Regions from separate parts of the Mus musculus genome. Here region 2 is linked to region 1. The links are chromatin loops, found by intact Hi-C in ENCODE. Cell type or tissue: left cerebral cortex. All regions are shown on one strand. Links, peaks and the distances in the headings refer to the core of each region. The heading gives the core; the rest is flanking DNA.

Region 1 (10,725 bases), core at 1,778-9,777:
AACTTCAGTGTGGCTGAGGATGACCTGGGACCCTTCTGCCTCCACTTCTTAAGTGCTGAAGTTATAGGTACAGCTAGTATGAAATGCTGGGGGTGTAACCCACAGCCCAGGGTCTCAAGCACGCTAGGTAAAAACTCTACCAGTTAAACTACATTCCCAGCCTGCCTCCAATGAATTTAATTTGTGTTTTTAGGGTTTCTGTTATTGTTGTTTTTGAGACAGGGATTCACAAAGATCTGCCTGCCTCTGCTTCCTGAGTGCTAAAATTAAAGGTATGCATGACCACAGCACATTGGTGATTTTTTGTTTTTGTTGTTGTTGTTTTAAGATTTATTTATTTAATTTATATGAGTGCACTGTAGCTGTCTTCAGACACACCAGAAGAGGGCACCAGATCCCATTATAGATGGTTGTGAGCCACCATGTGGTTGCCGAGAATTGACCTCAGGACCTTTGGAAGAGCAGTCAGTGCTCTTTACCTCTGCGCCATCTCTCCAAACCCCATTGGATTCTTTTTAACTAGACAGATGTTTGTTTGTTTGTTTGTTTGTTTGTTTACACACAGCGAGAGACAGTGTGTGTGTGTGTGTGTGTGTGTGTGTGTGTGTGTGTGTGTCTTCGATAAGAGGGTGAGTCACAGTGGCCTGCATGTGGAGGTCAGAGAACACCTTGCAAAGCTGGTGTTCTACCATGGGGGTGGCAGGGATAGAACTTTGGGTCATGAGACATGGCGACAGCACCTTTAGTGCTGAGTCATCTCAACAGCTCCTTGACAGGAATTTTAATGAACAGATTTCTTTCTCCACCATCTGAATTTATAGTTTAAGGAAACAACCCAGATTACCAAACTCCTTACCCACTGTACACTACAGTCTACTTACTGTCTCTTTCGTTATAAGCACATGCTTTTAAATGCAGGCTTGGCTCTGCAGCTGCTGTTGTGATTTTCTTTTCCCTCTACACACTCCCTTGGCACTTTCATCTCCTCACACAGATTCAACTAGCATATCTATCTGAATAATCTATTTGTATTTTCTATATATATAAAATAGCGCTGACCTCTCTCTCGAACTGAAAACCTACATTGGCAAAGCTTCTAAATAGTTCCTGTGTGTAAGTATATTTAATAATAATAACTTAAAAAACCCTCAGCACGCCTGGCCTGACAGCATACATTGGTAACCACAGTTTCTCTGCAGGTCAGGGCAGAGCTGTGGATTTAAGGCTACCGTATCTTTGAAAAAATGAAACCTAATTATGCAACTCCTTGCTCACATTCCTAGTTAACGGTCCAACTGTCAACAGCCACAGTTAGAAAATGTAGCTTTCCACCCTGCCTCCTCTACAGCTCTCCTCCTGGCCTGCTGGGCCCTCGTTCTCGCTCCACCAGCACCACTCACAGTATGCACAGTCGTATATTAATAGCTTGCCATAATAAATCATTCTGCACACTAAACTATTGCAAGGTACACACTTCTTGTTTTCTTCAAAATGTTGAGCTTCTAAATATAGCCTCTAAGCAAGCTCCACAATCCAGCCTTGACTTAAATTGCAAACTTCATCTCTAATTCCAAAATAAACCATCCAGGTCATCTGGGACACTAACATTTTTCCACATCATGAACCCTTCTCATCTCCAAAACTGTCGTTCTCTTAATCTGAAAGGCCTTCTTTATCCAGGAATCCTACCTCCCGAATCTTTGTTTCAGAAGACTTTAACTCTCAGTCAACTTAAGATTGCCAGTTTAAGAGCAGGGTATGGTGGGACATGTCTGTAATCCCAAGCAGAGGAAGGAGGTCGAGACTGCAGATCCAAAGTCTTGAGAGATAGGAGGCCCTGTCTCAGAAACTACATTAAATAAAAAGAAGCTCATTGGGAAGCAACACCATGAAGTAGAACTACCAGCTTCTGACAAGGCAGATAGATCTGGCTTCAAATAGACAGTTCTGCTAGCCACATAAGTCTTAAGGGGAATGACTGGACACGTGTGACACGGCGGTATCCTGACTATTCTGAGAGATGCCTACACAGGGAGACCCCTGTCTAAAAGAAAGAAGCTTCTATGTTGTTGAGAAAACACAACCATAACAGAACTCAGCACCCAGTAACTAACAGTATTGGCCCACACCCGTAAGTGTTCCCGTCTCAACTGTGACACGTGACCTAAGTTATAACAAACACTTCACTTTTGTACAAGTGCAAACTTCAGATAAGCCCATCTATGTGGTTAAGGATTTACACACACTTTTTGCTTTCAGAGTCTTTTGTTGTGAACAGGGTCACCTTGCCACTCCTTTGCCACTGCAAGCATGACACCACATTCAGACAGATACTTACTTATACTGTAAACTTTTGTACAAGTATCTTACATCCCACTAGGTTCACATTCCACAGCCCAGCTTCCTCTTGGTGAGGCAGCATGCCTAGCACCGGTTCTTCGTGAAGCACTCAACAGCCCCCCCCCCTCCCATTAAGTCCCAATCCAGGGGAGGTTTAGCATTCCTAGACAGTGCAATTCAAGTCTTCACAATTTCAACACACTTGGAAAATTATCAAAACATGAATCCCAAGTTCTAATGGCTTTGGCTTTGTTTTCCCTACATGGTTCACTAAAGAGTCTGACGCATAGAAAATGCTCAATGTCATTTGAATTGACTTGAGCAATAGTTAAAAGTTATAATGCCCGAAAGTATTTGATTTTTACCAATTCCCTTTTTTTGCTTTTATAACTCCCATACTTTTTTCCCTTCAAAACACACTATAACCAGAGAACAAATACATAATCAAACCTAACTTGACTCATTTTCCAGACTTTAATTCAACATCCCAATCTTGGGCTCTGAACAACTGAGTTCTTCAAACACTAAGGGGCTACCGCATCATTCCGAGTCTAAACACTACAACTTATCTTCACTCACACTTTCCCACGGGCTAGAAAAACACCCCCTTTGTTTATTATCAACAACCTTGACAGAGATTTGAGGGGCTGGGGAGACTGCTCCCACGTCGAGTGCTTGCTGACTGAGAAAGTGAGAGAACCTGAACTGGCACCGACAGCACCTCCATTATAAACTAGATGCTGGGCCATGTGCCGATAACCAGTAGACCTGGACTGGGGACATGGGGCAAACACAGGACGGTCCCTGGGGCTTGCTGGCCAAGCAGCCCAGCCGGAAGTACAAGCTCCAGGCTCAGGAGACCCTGTCTCAAAAGGATCATCATGATCATGGTGCTGGGTAGTCTAGGTTCACCTCTGGCATTACACACACAGAGAATTTGTTTTTTAATGAAATAAACTTTTCTTTTGCATAAGACAGTATATGCAACTCGTCACTTCAAATCATTCCCCTCATTCATGATATCTTCCCTTCCAGTAGTCGAAAGAGAAAGTACGAGAGAGAGAGAGAGAGAGAGAGAGAGAGAGAGAGAGAGAGAGAGAGAAACAGTATAAATCCTAACGTAAGCATAATAAGGGCAGATAATGTCACTGGTTTCATGAAGATGACTTGTGTATATTGACACCACCACAAGGTCATTTGCAACAAATAAACTATCTGATAATAATTTAAAACTCAATAAAAGCGGAAAATAGCTCCATTATTTCCTACAAACCTTTTATCCGTAGTTTATCACCTAAACTCAGTTTACTAACAGTGCCTACAAGATTTTCTTCTCTAGGAAAGTCTCAGTTTATTGGAGTTAAACACTTCATATGCTTAAATCAACAAACACCTCTGTCCCGCTGTGGGAACACCCCCACCCCGCGTTCCCACAACTGGACTACACGAAGAACCTCCGAGGAGAAACTGAGGGAAATTATATATATATATATATATATATATATATATATATATATACATATAATATACATACATATGTGTGTGTATATATATGTGTGTGTGTATATGTGTGTGTGTGTGTGTATATACACACATATATACACATATATATAATTAGCTCAAGAAATGACAGTTCCAAGTATGAAAGTAAACAAACTGGGGTGAAAAAAAAGGATACAATTCTCCAGCCTTTTGCAGTCAACTTGTGCAAGGTCCCGACTGAAGTCTTAACAACTGTGACTTCGGATGAGCGCAGGAATTCGGAAGGCTGATTACAGAATAGCATGGTTTTTTTTTTTTTTTTAACGTCAGCAAGAACACGGGGAAACTCCTCTGAATCTACGAATCTCCTCAAATCTTTGTTTTTAAGAAGTAACTCCCAACAGTTTCAGTTTGCAAGGGAGCAAAGACCCTTCGAGGAATGGTACTGCCTCACTGACCGACCCTACGCAGGCATCCAGACCCAGTTAAGTTTCGAGCCGAGTCCAAATCGAACCTCCGGCGACCCCGACGCAAGCCCCGCAAGAGATCGCCAGCATCCACACAGGGAGCGCCCCACCCTCGGACTGACTACACCCCTGGGACACAGGATAATTACTGAGACGGGAAGAGGGGACAGATCCAAGAGGCGACGAAAGTTGGACACTGATGTCCAGTGCAGTCTGGCTGTCCCGGTCCCCAGCGTCCGAGTGCACAGACCCCACAGCGGAGGCACCGAGCCCACTTGCCCGATGCAGAGAGGGGGTCGCAGCGCCGACGGCCGGGCCCCGCTACGGAGTCCCCCCTCTGCGGGCGGCCGCGGCTCCGGGAACCCCGCTCCGGCTGCGCCCCGCCCACTCCGCGGCCCCGCATCGCGCCCCTTCCCGGCCCGCGGGCCGCGCGCGCTCCGCGGCGGCCGACGAACCCCTTCCCCGGATCCCCGACGGCTGAACCTGCAGCGGACAGCCGGGTCCGAGGCTCGCTCGCCCAGCGCAGGCCCCGCTCGGCGTCCCCGGCTACTCACCGTCGGCGCGAAGGCGCTGCGAGGGGCGCGGGGTGGCAGCCGCGGAGCTCCTCACTCTCCCCGCGACCTGACCCCCTGCTCGGAGCCTCGGCGCCTGTGTCTACAAGGCCTCTCTCCAGCCCGAACCCTAGACAAGCACTTCCGGGGGAGCGGGGGAGGGCAGGGGTTTGGCACCGGAACTGCTCCCAGGCTGGAGCTGCCAGCCCTCCCGGGAGGGGCGTGGCCTCTGCTCCGGGCGCCAGCGGACCCGCCCCCGAGCCCCGCCCCCGGGCTCCTTGCTAACCCCTGTGGTCCCGCGGGCCCCGAGCTACCGCTGGCACCCCTTATTTTAACGCCTGTTAGGATCGCTCCCTTCTACTTAATTCTACAGGGGCCCGGAGAATCTAATTTCGCCGAGCCCGGAGCATTCACCGGCTTGCCGACCGGCCGGCGGTGTTATCCTTTCTCGCTTCTGTCCCGCGTGAAAATGCAGTTGACATTTATCGAAGGAAGGCTTACGGCGTGGTAGACAGGGCATTTATTACGCGATTCGGTGGCGTTAACTCATTTAATAACCTTCAAACTCCTGGAAATTGGTGCTTTTATTCTCTGTGTCTTACAGAGAAGGAAATCGGCCAAAGTATCGGACTTTACCACATATGCTGGCTCTTGGTTTTACTTTAATTTGTGGTATGCGTAGAACTCTCATTTGCCCCAAACAAGACTTTTCAAATTATTCAAAGACGGGAGCCAAATTATTTCCCTATATGGGTCATCCTTTGCACTTTAAACAAAGGCTGAGATGATGGGCTATGCAATCTTAGTGCCAGGATCCTGTTTCTTTACATTTCACCCTGGTGTGTGTGTGTGTCGTGTTCATCTCTGGATTGTAGACGTTAAAAATAATATAATGCATAACGCAATAGTAAGCATTTCAAAGTACCCAGGACTGAGTACGTCCGCACAATTCTTATACCTAACCAGTAACTAGCAATAGAGAAGACCTGGGCACTTTTGAAACTTACCAAAGACAGACAGTATGAGAGCCTACAGAGTCAGTGTCAGGCAAAGAAGTGAGACGATCTTAAAAGATTTGCTCTGTCACAAAATCAAGAAACATCAAATATTAAAGGCAGGTTTTCAGTATGAAGCAAAGCCCCACATGGAAGAAAAGGGCTCAAACCTGACAAGCTATTTTGTTTCCAGCAGTCTAAAAAGGCTGAGGCAGGGAGAGTCCGGAGAGTTTCTAGCCAGCCTAAGCTTTACAGTGAGTTTCCAGACAAAGGTGGCCAGGACTATGAAGCAAGACTCTTGTCCAAAAAGAAGGAGAGGAGGAGGAAAAAAGGAAGAGCAAAAAAGAAAAGAGTTTCTTAGCATGCATAGTGTCTGTTAAATACTGCAGGGACAAGTGTTAAGACAATCTGCTTTGAGAAAGGCAGAGTAAAAGAAAACCCCTTATTACAAATTTAAGATGCAAACAATGCCATCACTATTGCTGTATATAAAGTACTGCCTTGTGCTTTATGTAATTGCAGAAGTGTTTGTAAACACTTCCAGAATTCTCAAGTTCAAGCAGCCTTTCATGCCTCCTAGTAGACTGAAGAAGAAGAAGAAAAAAAAAAAAAAAAGACCCTGCACAGACAAAACTTAGGCTGTCTCTAGCTGTTTACCATCTCCACCCCCCAATCCCAGACACGAGCACGAGTGCGCGCCAAGGGCAGCACACGCGCGTGCGGGGGCGCGCGCGCACACACACACACACACACACACACACACACACACACACACACAGAGCCCAGAGACCTAGTGAGGGGAACCCTCAATCACAGCCTGTCACGTAACTGGTAAGTGGTGAAGCCTGGATTTAAAAGTGAAGCTGTGTTCTCAGGTGCTTTTCACCACGCTGCCAGCAGGTCTCAGGCTTGAAAATGCCTCGCAATCACCGGGAGGGCTTGTTAAACAAATTGCTGGGCTCCATCCCCAACCCTTTCACTCACCCAGGGTAGGGCTTCTCGAGGTGTGTCCCCGGCCAGCCTGGCAGCTCCACATCACCTGGGAATGTATTAAAGATGCAAATTGCCAGGCCCCGCCCAGACCTTGTAAAGCTGTAACTCCAAAGATTAGACAGAACAACCCTAGTTTTAAGAGCCCCTCCTCCGCAACCTCCCCGCCCCCACCTCGCATCTGATAAGACGTCCAGTTAAAGAACTACAGCATTCTAGTAGCCTATCTTTTGCATATTCTTTTCTTAATTGTGGTAAATCTACAGCATGGGATTGTTGTTCTTTTTTTTTTAAGATTTATTTATTTATTGTATGTGAGTACACTGTAGCTGTACAGATGGTTGTGAGCCTTCATGTGGTTGTTGGGAATTGAATTTTAGGACCTCTACTTATTCCGGTCAACTCTGCTCACTCAGTCCCTGCTCGCTCCAGACACACCAGAAGAAGGCGTCCCATCTCATTACGGGTAGTTGTGAGTCACCATGTGGTTGCTGGGATTTGAACTCAGGACCTTCGGCAACCCGGGATTGTTGTTCTTGTTGGGAGGAGAGGAGTGTTGTTTTGTAGTGCTGCGGATTCAAATCTGTCTCTAAGGCCATTGGAAGCAAATGTCACTGAGTTACACACGCCTAGTCAGAAAGAGAGAGAGAGAGAGAGAGAGAGAGAGAGAGAGAGAGAGAGAGAGGCTTCCTGCCTAACTAAACGACATTTTGGAACATTTTTATTTATCTTTTTTCTTTTCACGGGAGATAAAAATGGGGAAAGTGAGTTTTAATGGGGGATTTTTTTTTTTTTTTTTTTTTTACTGAAACTGAACCAGATGATTCTGAGGTGGGGGTGGGGGTGGGGGTGGGGGTGGGGAAACAAATCTTCCTTGAAACCTGCTCCGTGTTGGAGGCTTTACATGCGTTTTCTGAATTAATCTTCGATGTGCTGTGAGGTTTTATGGTCTTACTTTTACAAATGAGAATAGCCGAGGCCTAGGTGAAGTAATTGACTTAAGGCCACATTCTTGTTCGGGGTAGAAACAGCATTGCTCAAAGATCCCTCTAATTCCAAAGCTCTTGCGCGTCCCACTTTGTGGCTGGAGCCTGCAGAAGGAGATTCCAGCGGCTCCACCACCCCAGCCACGCAGCGTTGAGTAAGCGATTTAATCTTTATTTTCAATTTCTCCCATCTATAAATAATGCTATCATAAATCTGCCCTGCCCACACTAGAATGTCAGAAGAAATGAGGGAATAAAAGTGCTTTCAGCTCTTTGAAGAAAAACAGTTTTTAAAAAAAGTATAGTATTGTGCGTTTAGACACACACTGCTCACATTTGTAAGCCTGGGCTTTGGAGTTTTTGTTGTTTCTTCCCGATTCATATAGAAGAGCGTCCCACTCCCCTTCCAAAAAAAAAAAAAAAGTGTTTAACTTCATTTGACAGTGTCTCCTAAAGGATATAGAAGCTGATAGAGGCTCTTACATGTTGTTGTTGTTGTTGTTGACTACATAGAGAGCAGAAGGAGGCAGTCCACATGTGTACTTGTCACCCCAGTGTTTAGGCAGCCTGAACTATATATAGTAAGTCCCTGACTAAAAATCAAGGAGCAGGGGTATGCCTCAATGATAGTAGGCTTAACATGCGCAACACCCTGGGTTTCATTCCCCGCTACCCTGTCAAACTTGTAATTTAAGTGACACAAGGTTCACAGACCCCCCACTTTGGTACCAAATGCTAGCCCACCTTCACCCTAAACACACATTTAATCCAAAGCTTGCTTTTTTTTTTAATCTTTCCATTTAAGCCCCTTCCACCCCCCTGCCTCCACCCACCCACCCCTCCACCCCGCCCCAATGAAGACTTAAAAATTCCTGTTATTTTATTATGTAGAAGGATTTAGGTCTTAATCTTTATCTCAGGCCAGACTCCGGGTCGTCTTTACTGACTTAATGGCCAGGTTGCACAATCCCAGGGGGTACTGTTCACAAAGAAGACAGCCAGAGTGTTGCTCAAGGGGGTGCCAATCACACAGACCCCATGCCTGGTGGAACGGACAAGGCGAGGACCCAGTCTCTGCAAAGCACCTCTTCCCAGATCCATTAAGGCAGTTTGTTAAACAAAAGAGCTGTGCACTTCAGCGTCTACCCTTGGCCAGGCCTGGAGATAATGGCGGTCTTTGTTTATGTTTCGTTTGTTTTAACACAGGCCTGGGCCTTTAACACCCAGCTTACCAGTCTTGGGCTCCAGACTTCCCTGAGACATTTTTCACTGCCTACTCTGATACTGTCAAATCTCTCAGCCTTAAGAGCTTTTTAGATGTTGCAGAGTTATTTTCAGACAGGATTTTACTATGTCGTTCAGGCTAACTTCCAATTCTTAATCCTCCTGCCTCCACCTCTCAAGGGTTGGGATTATGGACAAGTGTCACTATGCTTAACTAGAGTTTTGTTTTGTTTCGTTTTAAACCTAAAGATGGTCACACATTGTTTACCTCAACTTTGATCCTTTCTTTGGCACACGTGCTTGAAATGTACTGCAAAGGATGCTACTCGAACTGTGTACAATACATAAGTTGTTTTATTCTAGGTGGGTGCAGAAAGGTTTGAAAATGGCTCTGGAACGTATGTGACCCATCGTTTTGTACCAATAAATAAATATATAAAAATAAAATAAGCTCAAAAGGTTTTTTTTTAAGATTTTTTCCCCTCTTTTTAATTTTTTTTATATGTGTATGGATTTGTTCTCTGTGCCCACAGAAGTCAGACGAGGACACTGGATCTTCTGAAACTAGACTTATCCGTGGTTGTGAGCCACCATGTGTGTCCTGAGACTTGAACCCAGATCCTTTGTAAGATCATCCTTTGCTCCTAACCACTAAGCCATTTCTCCACCCACAAGATTTATTTTATTTTTAATGATGCGTGTAGGCGTGTGTCTGTGTGTGTGGCTACGTATATTCGTGAGAGCAGCTTCCCAAGGAGTTCAGAGGCCTTCGATGCCTTGGAACTTAAGTCTCTTTCAATTATGAGCCACCCAATATAGGTCCTGGGAACACTTAGGGTCCCTGGGACACTTGGGGTTCCCTGGGAAAGCAGTTCATGGTCTTCTTGGAGGTAACTGGTAGTAGTGGTAGTTATTGTTATTTGTGGATTTGTTGTGGCTGTTTTTTGGTTGGTTGGTTGGTTGGTTGTTTTTATATGGATGAGTGTTTTCTGTTTACCATCTGCATGCACTGCAAAGGGCAGAAGAAGGCATCCCCCTCACCCCCAGCCCCACCCCTACCCCCAACCCCACCCCTACTTCCATCCCAGCCCCACCCCCAGAACAGGAGTTACAACAGTTGTGAGCTGCCATGTGAGTGCTGGGAATCAAACCCAGTCCTCCAAAAGAGCAGCCAGGGCCTTTTAACCACAGGGCCATCTCTTCTGTTGCTGGCTTTTTGGGACAGAGTCTCACTATGTCTCCCTAGCTGGCCCGGCTGGACTGTGGCTGACTGTGCAGACCGGGCTGACCTCAAACTCAAAGAGACCTGCCTGTCTCTGCCTCCTGGGTGCTGGTATTGAGGACACCCAACCACCGTGCTCAGCAAGAACCACCCAGCTCTTAACCTCAGAGCCATCTCTCCAGCTGTATCAATTCAAAGCTTTAAAACTGAGGTTCGGGATATAGCTCAGCCTGAAGACTGCTCGCCTGCCATGGGCAAACCTCTGGGTTTGACTCCCCAGGACCACAGTAAAGATGATGTTGTTGTTGTTGTTGTTGTTGTTTTTAAAGCACTGGAGTGCTGTTGCTTACCTGTAACCTCAGAATTTGAGAAGGAGAGGCAGGACAGCCAGGGGTTCAAGACCCTGTCTCAACAAAACAAAACAAAAAACAAAAACAAAAACAAAAACAAAATTTTTTTTTCTGCCAA
Region 2 (10,725 bases), core at 1,599-9,598, 60 kb before region 1:
GACTGGTAAATAACTGAGTGCCCAAGAAGATTTTTAGATTCGAGGACCTCAGCAGAAGATGAGAGTCAGGATTCTGCACTCGGCAGTTAGAGGGCCTGACTGATTTAATTGATCTAGGGTCTGAGGGTAGAAGAGACAGATATTACAGGATGTTCTGGTCAGGAAAGAAGCAAAGCAGAGGACGAAGGACAAGGGTTTCAGCATGAAAGCAGCAGCTCAGCACGAGTGAGGAACTCCAGCTGATGAACGCTGGCAGTTGTGGTCCGCACGGTTCTGCAATGAGGGGTCCGGTGCCCTGAGTCCTCCCGCACATGTGCCTGCTGTTGCGGAGCCCATTCACATGTGGACATCCGGAGGTGCCATGCCGAGGTCTTGGTTCTAACGGCTGTGCACTGCCTAAAGAATGGGGAATCTGCACTCAGATTTCTGCACCCTCCTTGGGAACCACCCTGTCCTAGGCATAGGGACAGGCGGGCGCTGGAGTCTGCATTCTGAGCAGCAGACTGGTATCTGAAGGCCACATCTCTGTGGATAGCTCATAATAAGCACTGGCATTTTAAACAGAACTCAGCTGGTATGTGAGGGGTCTTATGCTCCCCCAGTACACAGATATCTGAGTGCATTTAGCAAGAGGGAGTTTCGGTCTGTGATGAAAAATTCCACAAATCAGCTGAATATTCTATATTAGTAAATGCTGTGTTTGTTTAATAAAAGCCATTTGTCCTCATTTTCTGGGGATAGGGGAGTCAGCAAATCAACACACAACGTGGTTACATTCAACAAAATGATGTCGATTGGTTCTTTCTTGTAAGGTAAATTTCAACTTACCTAGATCTGGCCATTAATATTGTTAGCCTCTGATGCTGCATCAGGAGATTAATCATATTTCAAAATACCAGGTCTTCGTTTGGTACTTTAACCTAGAAATAACAGAAAAAAAATGACTCTCTTTCCAGCAGTTGGGCCCAGGGCGTGCGTCACCGTGCTGAGTGCAAGCACTTAACTGAAGCACATGTCCAGCCCTGAGACACCATTTTTCAAAGACAACATGGCTTCTTAAAAACTATAGGTCTCAAAAAATATGTGACAACAATAAAAGGGGATTTGCTTTGAGTTTTTAAATATATTTTTAATTAATTCTTTGAGAATTTCACATAATGTTTTATTAAAAAAATCATTTTTATGTTAATGTATGTTCATGTGTTTTGTCTACATGTCTGTCTGTGTATCACGTGCATGCATGAGGCCCGTGGAGGCTAAACCATGGCATCAGAGAGTTGAGAGCCGCCATGTGGGTGTGAGGCCTCTGGCCTGCATCCTCTGGAGGAGCAACAGCGCTCTTGACTGCTGGGATGTCTCTCCACCCGGTTTTTGTTTTTAAAATTTATTTTTATTTTATATGCATGGGTTTTGCCTGCATGTTCATCTGTGTACCACAAACATGTCTGGTGCTCGGGCCAGAGAGGGTGTTGGATCCCATGGGGCTGAAATAGACAGCTCTGAGCAGAATGGACCCTGGCTCTGCTCATGGACAGCAGTGCTCTTAGCTACTAGCCGGCTTGCTAGCCCCAGGCAAAGTGTGTGAATGTTCAATGAGCGAAACTAACTTTAGTATCAAATGGGCAATGAGTGTGAGGTGTTTCTGACAGTAGTCTACTGCAGTGTAATGCGTGACTTCACTATCCATGTTCCCCAACATCAGGGAATACAGCTTGGAACACCTCGGCTCAGGCCGGGGAACGCTCAGTGCTGGGAACTGCAGCACTTCTATGGACCACACAGTTTTCTGCCCCTGTACAAACATAAAGGCTTAACTATAGAAACAGACAGCACTTTCCTGTCTTTACCCCCACAGGTAAGTGCCCAGTGAGTCCATCTCTGACCGCACCGGACGGGAAGCTTGATTTTAGAGAACGCTGACTGAGCTGCTCACTCACGTGCCATAGAAGTTGTTCAGTAAATTGTGGTGTGGCCTAGGACAGGAATGGTTCTAAACATACTCTTGCCACTTCTTTCTTTCTTTTTAAAAGAGATTTATTTATTATTATATCTAAGTACACTGTAGCTGTCTTCAGACACACCAGAAGAGGGCGTCAGATCCCATTACAGATGGTTGTGAGCCACCATGTGGTTGCTGGGAATTGAACTCAGGACCTTTGGGAGGAGCAGTCGGTGCTCTTAACCGCTGAGCCATCTTCTCCAGCCCCCTCTTGCCACTTTCATACCAAGTATGAACATTCTCAACACCGATTATTACAAATATCAACCAACTATGAAGATGTTTGATATTCTGTGTCTTGTGGTTTCGCATATTCACCCAACATTTATTTTTTATGTAGAAATAAGCATGGAAAGTTGCTTTTGGTAAAACTATATGTATACCAAAAAATGGTGCACGCCTTTAATCCCAGCACTCCAGAGGCAGAGGCAGGGAGCTTTCTGAGTTTGAGGCCAGCCTGGTCTACAGAGTGAGTTCTAGGACAGCCAGGGATATACAGAGAAACCCTGTCTCAAAAAACCATTAAATAAATAAATAAATAAATAAATACTTCCTGATTTATTATCAGTAACTGTTTCCTTTGTATACTTATTTCATAAACATACACCTATAGTTATAAGAAACTTTCTCACACAAAAGGGGTCATGAATGAAAAATGTTTAAGAAGCCCCATTCTATATACTCTTCCATTCTCCAGCACTCAAATACATTAGTGTGTGAGTACACATATGCAGAAAGAGACAAGTGCCCACAGCTCCGATCACAAAGCACTCCTCTTATTTGAGGCTCTGCTCCCACTGTCTACATCTTTTCTCAAAGCTTTAACTCTACTCAGAGAGACCGTTCTTCCTTATTTCTCTGCTGGGGGCTCTCAGCATCTGCCCACTTCCACACTGAGTAAGTTTATAGTAAGTAAACAAGAGTGGCAAAAAAAAAAAAAAAAAAAAAACCAACAGAAAAATCCATTTTGAAGATGAACATATTACAGAATCAGTATGCTAACCTATAAGGACTTAAAAACAATTCAAAGTTCCATTTTAAATCTTTGAAAAACATTTACTCACATTTTGTGTGTTTGCCTGTTTTCTGAGACAGGTCTCACGATGTAGCTATGGCTGTCTTGGAACTTACTCTGTAGCTCAGAGACATCAGCCTGACTGTCCATGAAGTAACGGCTGTGCCTCACATCGGCTCCTCTGGCCTCCTTTTGAAGTTGGTGTATATAGTGTTTGTTACTGTCTGTTTTGAGTTGTTTGTTTGTTTTGTTTTGTTTTTCGAGACAGGGTTTTTCTGTGTAGCCCTGGCTGTCCTGGAACTCACTCTGTAGACCAAGCTGGCCTCAAACTCAGAAATCCACCTGCCTCTGCCTCCCAAGTGCTGGGATTAAAGGCGTGTGCCGCCGCCGCCACCTGGCTTTTTTTTTTTTTCTTTTCTTTTCTTTTTTTCTTTTTTTGTTTTGTTTTGTTTTGTTTTGTTTGTTTGTTTGTTTTGGGGGGGTGAGACAGGGTCCCCTGTTCAGCTCAGGCTGCTGTCATTTATGGTCCCCCTCCTTCTTGCTCCTGCACACTGAGATGGCAGCTGAGTGCCACTGCAGTCCATTGTATCACTTTATGTGTTAATTGTTTTGACTGTTAGCAAAGCTAACAATGTATTATGTGGATTTGCTTGCTTTTCAGAGGGGGGGAGGGGCATTGAGAAAGGGACTATGTATGTGAAGGTATCAGGATATAAAGTAATTTAAAAAAACTTTCAGTACAAATACCTACTATTTGAGGTGTACTGGATAGTAAAAATGTTGTGCTTCCTTTAAAAGCATACTTTGTACATGAAAATACATTCTCAGTCTCAAACAAACTAAAGCACTCCCAATATGAAGAACAACAACTCACTGGACCATGGGTGTCGTGGGCATTTGATTTGATTCAGATCTTCTGTGTGACTTTCTTTTTAAACATTTATTTTATGTATGTGAGCACAGTGTAGCTGTCTTCAGACATCAGAAGAGGGCATCAGATCCCATCACAGATGGTTGTGAGCCACCATGTGGTTGCTGGGAATTGAGCTCAGGACCTCTGCAAGAGCAGTCAGTGCTCTTAACCACTGAGCCATCTCTCCAGCCCTCTGTGTGACTTCTTAAATCTCTTTGGTTTCTCTCCACTGATGAATGACTCAGACCTGAATGTAATACACGTGCAGTGAAAAGGAAGTGATTATATAGATAATAAAGCTCTGCTTTTACTGTTCCTGGAAATCCAATGGGAGGAGAACCAATGTCTGCTAAGTCGCCCCCCCCCCCCCACACACACTACCACTATCAACTATGTCAAATTAAAAAGGAATAACATGCCTTCTAGATGTAGTAGGGAAACTACACCCATGAAATCTCAACAACATGGCTGCCTAAACAAGGCCTGAATAATCTCAACAATAATTGAGATTCTAGTTGAGATAGGAGAAATCTCATGGAGCCCCACCCTAGATGAAGAGCTACAAGCAACTGACAATTCGGAGAAAAAGATTCAGCCTTCCTTCCCGGGGACAAGGCCCTGACTGTTATTTAAACCAAGTGCTCAACCCTAGACACATGTGCTTGTGCATGTCGGTAATGCCAGTGACTCAGCAGGCTGCATGGTGACGTGTGTGTGTGTGTGTGTGTGTGTGTGTGTGTGTGTGTGTGTGTGTCTGTCTGTCTGTCTGTCTTCTGCCTGTGTAAGGGACATAGTTAAAAGAGAAGAAAGTCACTAGCAGGGGAAGGGTAAAAGGAAGGGCGACAGGAAAAGCGGTATAATTCTATTTGAAACCTTAGGAAACAAATAGTGGCTAGAGAGCTCCCTCAGCAGAGCACTGGTTGCCCTTGTAGAGAATCTGATGAAGTGCCCAGCGCCCACACGGTGGCTGGTAATCATCTGTAACTCTGTTCCAGGGGATCCAACACTAACTGACCAATGTGAGCACCCCACGTACACATAAAAAACTAAATTTATAGCTGGGCACAGAGGCAGGCATATTTCTGAGTTTGAGGCCAGCCTGGTCTACAAAGTGAGTTCCAGGACAGCCAGGGCTACACAGAGAAACCCTGTCTCAAAACAACAACAACAACAACAAAAACCAAACCAAAACAAAAAACCCCTAAATTTATTTTAAAAATAATAATATGAGCTGTGTGTGGTGGTATATATATTTAATCCCAGTACTCAAGAAGGCAGAGGCAAGAGGGTCTCTGTGAGTTCAAAGCCAGCCTGGTCTACATAGTGATAACCTTTGGTGTATTAAAAATAGTTACTTCAGCTAAAACTAATATTTGTACAAATAATAAAAAAAGAAAGTAACTGTAGAACATCATAAACTACTGAAATAATAGTTTATGAATATTAGTTTCTTCCCATTAGTTTTCTATCTACTAAAAATTTGAAAAAAAAATCCATGAATAAACAGTTCATCTTCTCACCTAGTGGTACAGTCACTGTACAGCCTGTAAGTTACTACTAAGGCTGAGATTGTTTAGGACTGGAATTGGCAGCATATGTGTTTTCACACTTTAATTAAAATGCCAGAAATGAATGTGTTTATTTTGTCAATACTAAGAAAATCCTGTGGTAAGGGAAAATATTCAGAACACTTCCTCTCCCCACACCCCCGAGTTAGAAAGCAGTGAGTGCTGTGTGCTCTCCAGAGCTCTGATGACGTTTGCTTTATTAACAGAAGAGTAATCACAGCATTCAAAGTTTAATGCGAAATTATTCTGCAAAGTAAATGTTACTCACGTGCAACCAGTGCCCTCCTTAAATTACTAAAACTGTGCTAAACTTATTGCTAGGAAGAAAAAAATTGTACAAAACCATTATTGTAGATGAAAACCCAAACTCCTCCACCTGAATTACAACAGGGCTGCTTTTATATGAAAGCAGGGTTAGTCACATTAGCAACACTAACGCTCCAACCTTTCTTTTACAAGTTAAGCTAAACACAAACAGAAACTCAATATAAACACAGGCAAAAAAATTTAGTATGAAATATAGTCAGTATTTTATAAGAATTTTGGTTAACCTGAAGATAATAAATAAATAAATAAATAAACAAAAACTTGAAATATTCTAAAGGGATTAAGACTTTAAAAAAACAAACAAACAAAACCCAGAACCCCCACATTCATGACTATGCCTTCAGAGGGCCTCTTTACAAGAACCATTTACCCAGGACCCCAGGGCAAAGTATTCCTTTACTGTATTTATTAATTTTAAAATAAAACAAAATAAAAACATGGACTGCTCAACAGCATGGCATTATTTAAATTATGGCTTTCAAAAACAGTCTGAGGTCGTCTCTTCTGGGATGAAAGGCTTGAGCTTTCAAGACACCCCAGGATGACGGTGCAGGGAGACCCCACAGACCCGTGCCCACCTCCTCTGCTGCTCACACCTTACATTACACGGCTCGCTTGTTGGTGTGCCGGAACAACTGAAGTACACACTTAAGACCACCATGGGAGCTTACTCCGTATCCCAACATCCAAGAGGCCAAGGCAGGAGGACTGCCATGAATTTGAGGCCAACCTAGGCTATACAGTATGTTCCAGGCCAGCCTAACTATAGTGTGACATCCTCTCTCAAAAACAAAAAACAATTTAATTTTTTTAAAGTATACTTAATTGTTGGCTTTACTTAGCTTTTACATAAGTTTTTCCATTCCTTCCAAGATACTTCTATGTAATCCTACAATCTCAAGGCTTCTCTTGGCTGTAACATTTTCTCCCAATGTTCCTTAGTTCTGGAGACTCCTCCAGTTCTGAGCAATGCTCGGTTAAACACTTTATAAAGCTCTTTGCTGGAATTTGTTTCCTGTCTTTCTTATAACCAGACGAGGATTATGAGGTTGGGAAAACTGGAGATAGGAGATAGGAGATAGACCTTTACAGCCCTTGAAACACTATCAGCACGACTGTGGCTGATGCTGCTGGCCTGGTCACCTGGCTGGGCTGGGCCTGCCATTTCTCCACTAGAAGCTACTCCACTCCAGCTCCTTCCCACACAGTATGGAAGCCAAGCATGGCGATGCAGGCTGCAATCCCTCAGGAGACTCAAGGGGCTACAGCAGAACTTTCAGCGTAAGGCTAGCCTGGGCAACTTTAAGCTTAAGGCTAGCCTGGGCAGGTAAAAGGTGGTGTGGGCCACAAGGCCTTTCCACAAGTACAGTTGTTAGCCTTCAAGGGGCGGAGTTCCACTGCATTATGGGGTGGGTGGGTGAGAAAGCTCTGACCCACTGTACAGAAGATCCTGGGTTCAATCTCCAGGATGACACACAAGAAAGGAGAGGGTGTTGGGGGCAGCTTCAGTTCTCTCTGAACACAGAACACTGTCTAGCTGCTTAGTGTGCTAGGTGCGCAGTCTCTCTGCTGGGCTTTATCTGTGGCACTGGCCAATCATTTGGAATTCTTCTGCACAAGAGGACGGTCTTTTCCCCGCTTTGATTCTACCCAGTCACATATTTACCCCACTGCTGACCCATGGATATTTCTTTTACACTGAGTATTGTTAAAACTACATTACATGACTTTGTTAAGCAAATGATTTCAATTTTGGCTTTCGTTGGTTCCTATGCCCCTTTAACACATTCCCATCTTTGTAGGGTTTACTCCTGTGCGTCCTGCTTGTTTGCCCCAGTCTAGGATCCATCTTTCCCTAAAGGACACTGGTAACTCTCTCTCCTGTAGGGAGAGTGCCAATTAACACTCACCTCCAGGCCCTGGCGTGCTCTTCCTATGTGACATACTTCCAACAGGATTCTGCTTTTGACTAAATTTTACAAAAAGTTTGTGAAAAATTAGCATAAAAATGCAGAATTAAATTCATACTGAGAGGATTCTAGAGATGGCTCAGTGGTAAAGAGCACAGGCTGCTCTTTTAGAGGTCCTGAGTTCAGTTCCCAGCAACCAACCACATGGTGGCTCACAACCATCTGTGATGGGATCTGATGCCCTCTTTTGTCTGATTCCCTTTTCTATCATGCAGGCACACATGCAAAAATAGCTCTCATATACATAAAGTATGTAAATAAATAGATCTTTAAAAAGTTCATACTGAGATTAGAAGAGGTAATTTTAAATTAATACAATTTTATGAAAATAGTTATCACCACTTTTTAATAGACATGTTTCAAATAGATGAGAGGAAAATTTTTAAACCTATAAAACTGGAGCATAGTCTCTTTCTTGGCAAGAGAGAAAGTAACAAAAAATAAAGTCACAAAAAACCAAGGTTCGCTCCAGGGCACTGGGCATGCAGCCCAGTGGGTACAGTAGTAGTCTAGTATGAATGAAGCCCTAGGCTAGGGCACACGTAACCATGTGGCTCAGGTGGGAACTCACTACGTAGTCCAGGCTGCCTCAGACTCTCCATCTTTTTGTCTCTAGAGTGCTGGGGCTTGGAGCCATATGCAATCCTTTCTTTTCTTTTTTTTTTTAAGGACTTTGTTTTGAGGCAGGGTCTAGAACTCACCTATGGGCCAGGCTGGCCTTGAACTCACAGATAGATATGTAAGACAAATCTCTGTGAGCAATGGTTCAGGACAAGACAGGACAGTGCAGTAAAGCAGAGCACACAGAAACAAAACCTACTCATCCACGAAAGCCTGACTTTTTTCTTTCTTTTTTAAAATGTGCAGTCCAGGCTAACCTCCAACTCATGATCCTCCTGCCTCTGCCTCCTTCAGCAAATCCTACTGGCGTGCACCACCACAACTGGCCTGACTTCTTTCTAAGATAAACTATAAATGAAAGACAGCTCACGTCATCCTACACTGAAATTCAGGGCTGCTGTGGGAGCGGGGAGGGCTGTGAACGGATCACCTGCTGCTTGTTTGGGGCAGCGGCAACGCTTATCAAGATCTGCTGTGGAACATCAGGGAGGCAAATGAATTTAGAGGTCAAATTATTTTAATTCTTTAGTTACCCTTCAAATTATATAATTACAAAACTAATCAAACAAAGCCTTGTCAAATCAAGTAGATTATCTGCCTAAGAAAATAAAGAGCCACGTGCTGCGGCAGCTCTGGAGGCCGAGGAAGGAGGATTTCTAGCTGAAGCCGGCCTGGGCAATAAGACTTAAATAATGTGAGGCTGACAGGGCTGTGACTGCTCCACTACCCCTCATGGTAATGTTACCTCTTATGCCTTGTTTATATGGCTCAGTGGGTAAGAGCACTGACTGCTCATCCAGAGGTCCTGAGTTCAATTCCCAGCAACCACATGGTGGTTCACAGCCATCTGCAATGAGTCCTGATGCCTTCTTCTGGTGTGTCTGAAGGGAGCAATGGTGATGTACTCATATGCAATAAATAAATAAATAAATAAATAAATCTTAAAAAAAAAAAAAGAGAAGTCTGTCTTTGGGATGGGCTGTGGCTCGGTTGACAGAGCGCTTGCCTAAGTGCGTGGAGCCCTACATTCCATCTTCTGGACTAAATCAACGGAACACGGTAGCATTCGCCTGTGGTCCCAGCACTTGGGAGGTAGAAGCAGAAGATCAGAAGCTCGAGGCCATCTATGACACAAATCAAGTTGGAAGTAAGCCTGAGACACATCAGACACTGCCTTACAAAACAAAACACGAAAGAATCCATACATGTTGGAATTGGAGAAGGAAAAAGTAAAACCAAAACAATACAGGTGCCAGTCTGTGTCTACTGTAGAGTTTACTTAAGTATGCATAACAGTGCTCATGTCAGAGTAAAGGTGTGTCAGAGTTGAAGCATGCTGATGTACCTCTCTCTCTGCATGGGTGTGCATCTCTAAGAATGAAAGCCATTTGTGTATGCGCACCTGTACAGGGCAAGAGAAGTCACTGGATGCCCTGGAGCTGCAGGCAGTACAGGTGGCAATCATCTGACCCAAGTGCTCAGAACTCAACTGCAGCTCTCTCCAAGAGTTGGCGTGCTCCCAACCGTAAGCTCCCTTTAAATCATCTCATGGTTTACTAAATGCAACACCAGAACCTATCTGTAGATGCATTAGAGGATGAACAATGTGTGAGGGTCTCACATGGCTGAAGAGATGGCTCGGCAGGTAAAGTTCTTGCCACACTAGGATGGAGGCCTGGTCAGATCCCCAGCACCAACCTAAAAAGCTGGGAATGAAGGCTTGTGGCTACAGCCACAGCACTGGAGAGACACAAACAGAAAGATTTCCCCCTTGCCTTCCGGGCAAGGCAGCCTAGCCAAAATGGCAAGCCCCAGATTCTGGGAAAGACTGTCTCAAACACACATACAGACAAAGATAAGCTCTCCTTAGCCTCAGAAGCAAAGGCTGGGGAGACATGAGCTTGAGCAGGCCTATAAACTCCAAAATAAGACCCAGGCTCAGAAACGAAGAACAAGTAGACAAACAACGACAAACAAAGGCGAGCTCTTCCTTGGAGACAGCAATAACATGGTGGGGCGAGGGAGGGAAACAGCTAAGGCAGGCACAGCAGGGCAAGCCTGCTGTCATACCTACTTGGGAGGCTGAGGTCTGAGGACTTAGAATAGCAAAGATGGGGGATGGGGCTTTCCAAACAATCCTGATTAAAGTGTCAAGTCAAAGAAATACAACCGCAAAGAACACATCATTAAACTGGGAACTTATCAACACTGTATCCACAGCTAAAAGGATGAGATGGAACACGTAAACATGTATGCCAAATACTTTTTTAAAACTGGGTATAATGAACGTTTATGTCATCAAGCAAAAGACC

What was found. A loop is a pair of places that touch in the nucleus more often than their neighbours do. Peaks named below come from ENCODE experiments on the same cell type or tissue, not always from the same donor. Only the 100,000 strongest peaks of a DNase experiment are listed, where the experiment ranks them.
Region 2: a loop joins it to region 1, with 2.2 times the contacts of the local background. A loop is called at or near these places in 7 of 42 quality-filtered maps.

Annotation. Positions count from the first base shown.
Region 1 is chr10:117,143,549-117,154,273 of GRCm38, forward strand. Frs2 (fibroblast growth factor receptor substrate 2) reads right to left here and starts at 4,926. Exons shown (of 10, transcript NM_177798.3): 1 at 4,844-4,926. In left cerebral cortex, for the core only: a CTCF peak has its summit at 6,735; DNase peaks (open chromatin) are centred at 4,446, 5,025, 6,625 and 6,778; H3K4me3 peaks cover 2,645 bases; H3K27ac peaks cover 1,392 bases.
Region 2 is chr10:117,084,204-117,094,928 of GRCm38, forward strand. Frs2 (fibroblast growth factor receptor substrate 2) reads right to left here. Exons shown (of 10, transcript NM_177798.3): 5 at 829-920. Among named protein-coding and RNA genes, the nearest start is that of Cct2, 26 kb to the left of the region's middle. In left cerebral cortex, for the core only: a CTCF peak has its summit at 5,494; no DNase peak of the experiment used is centred there.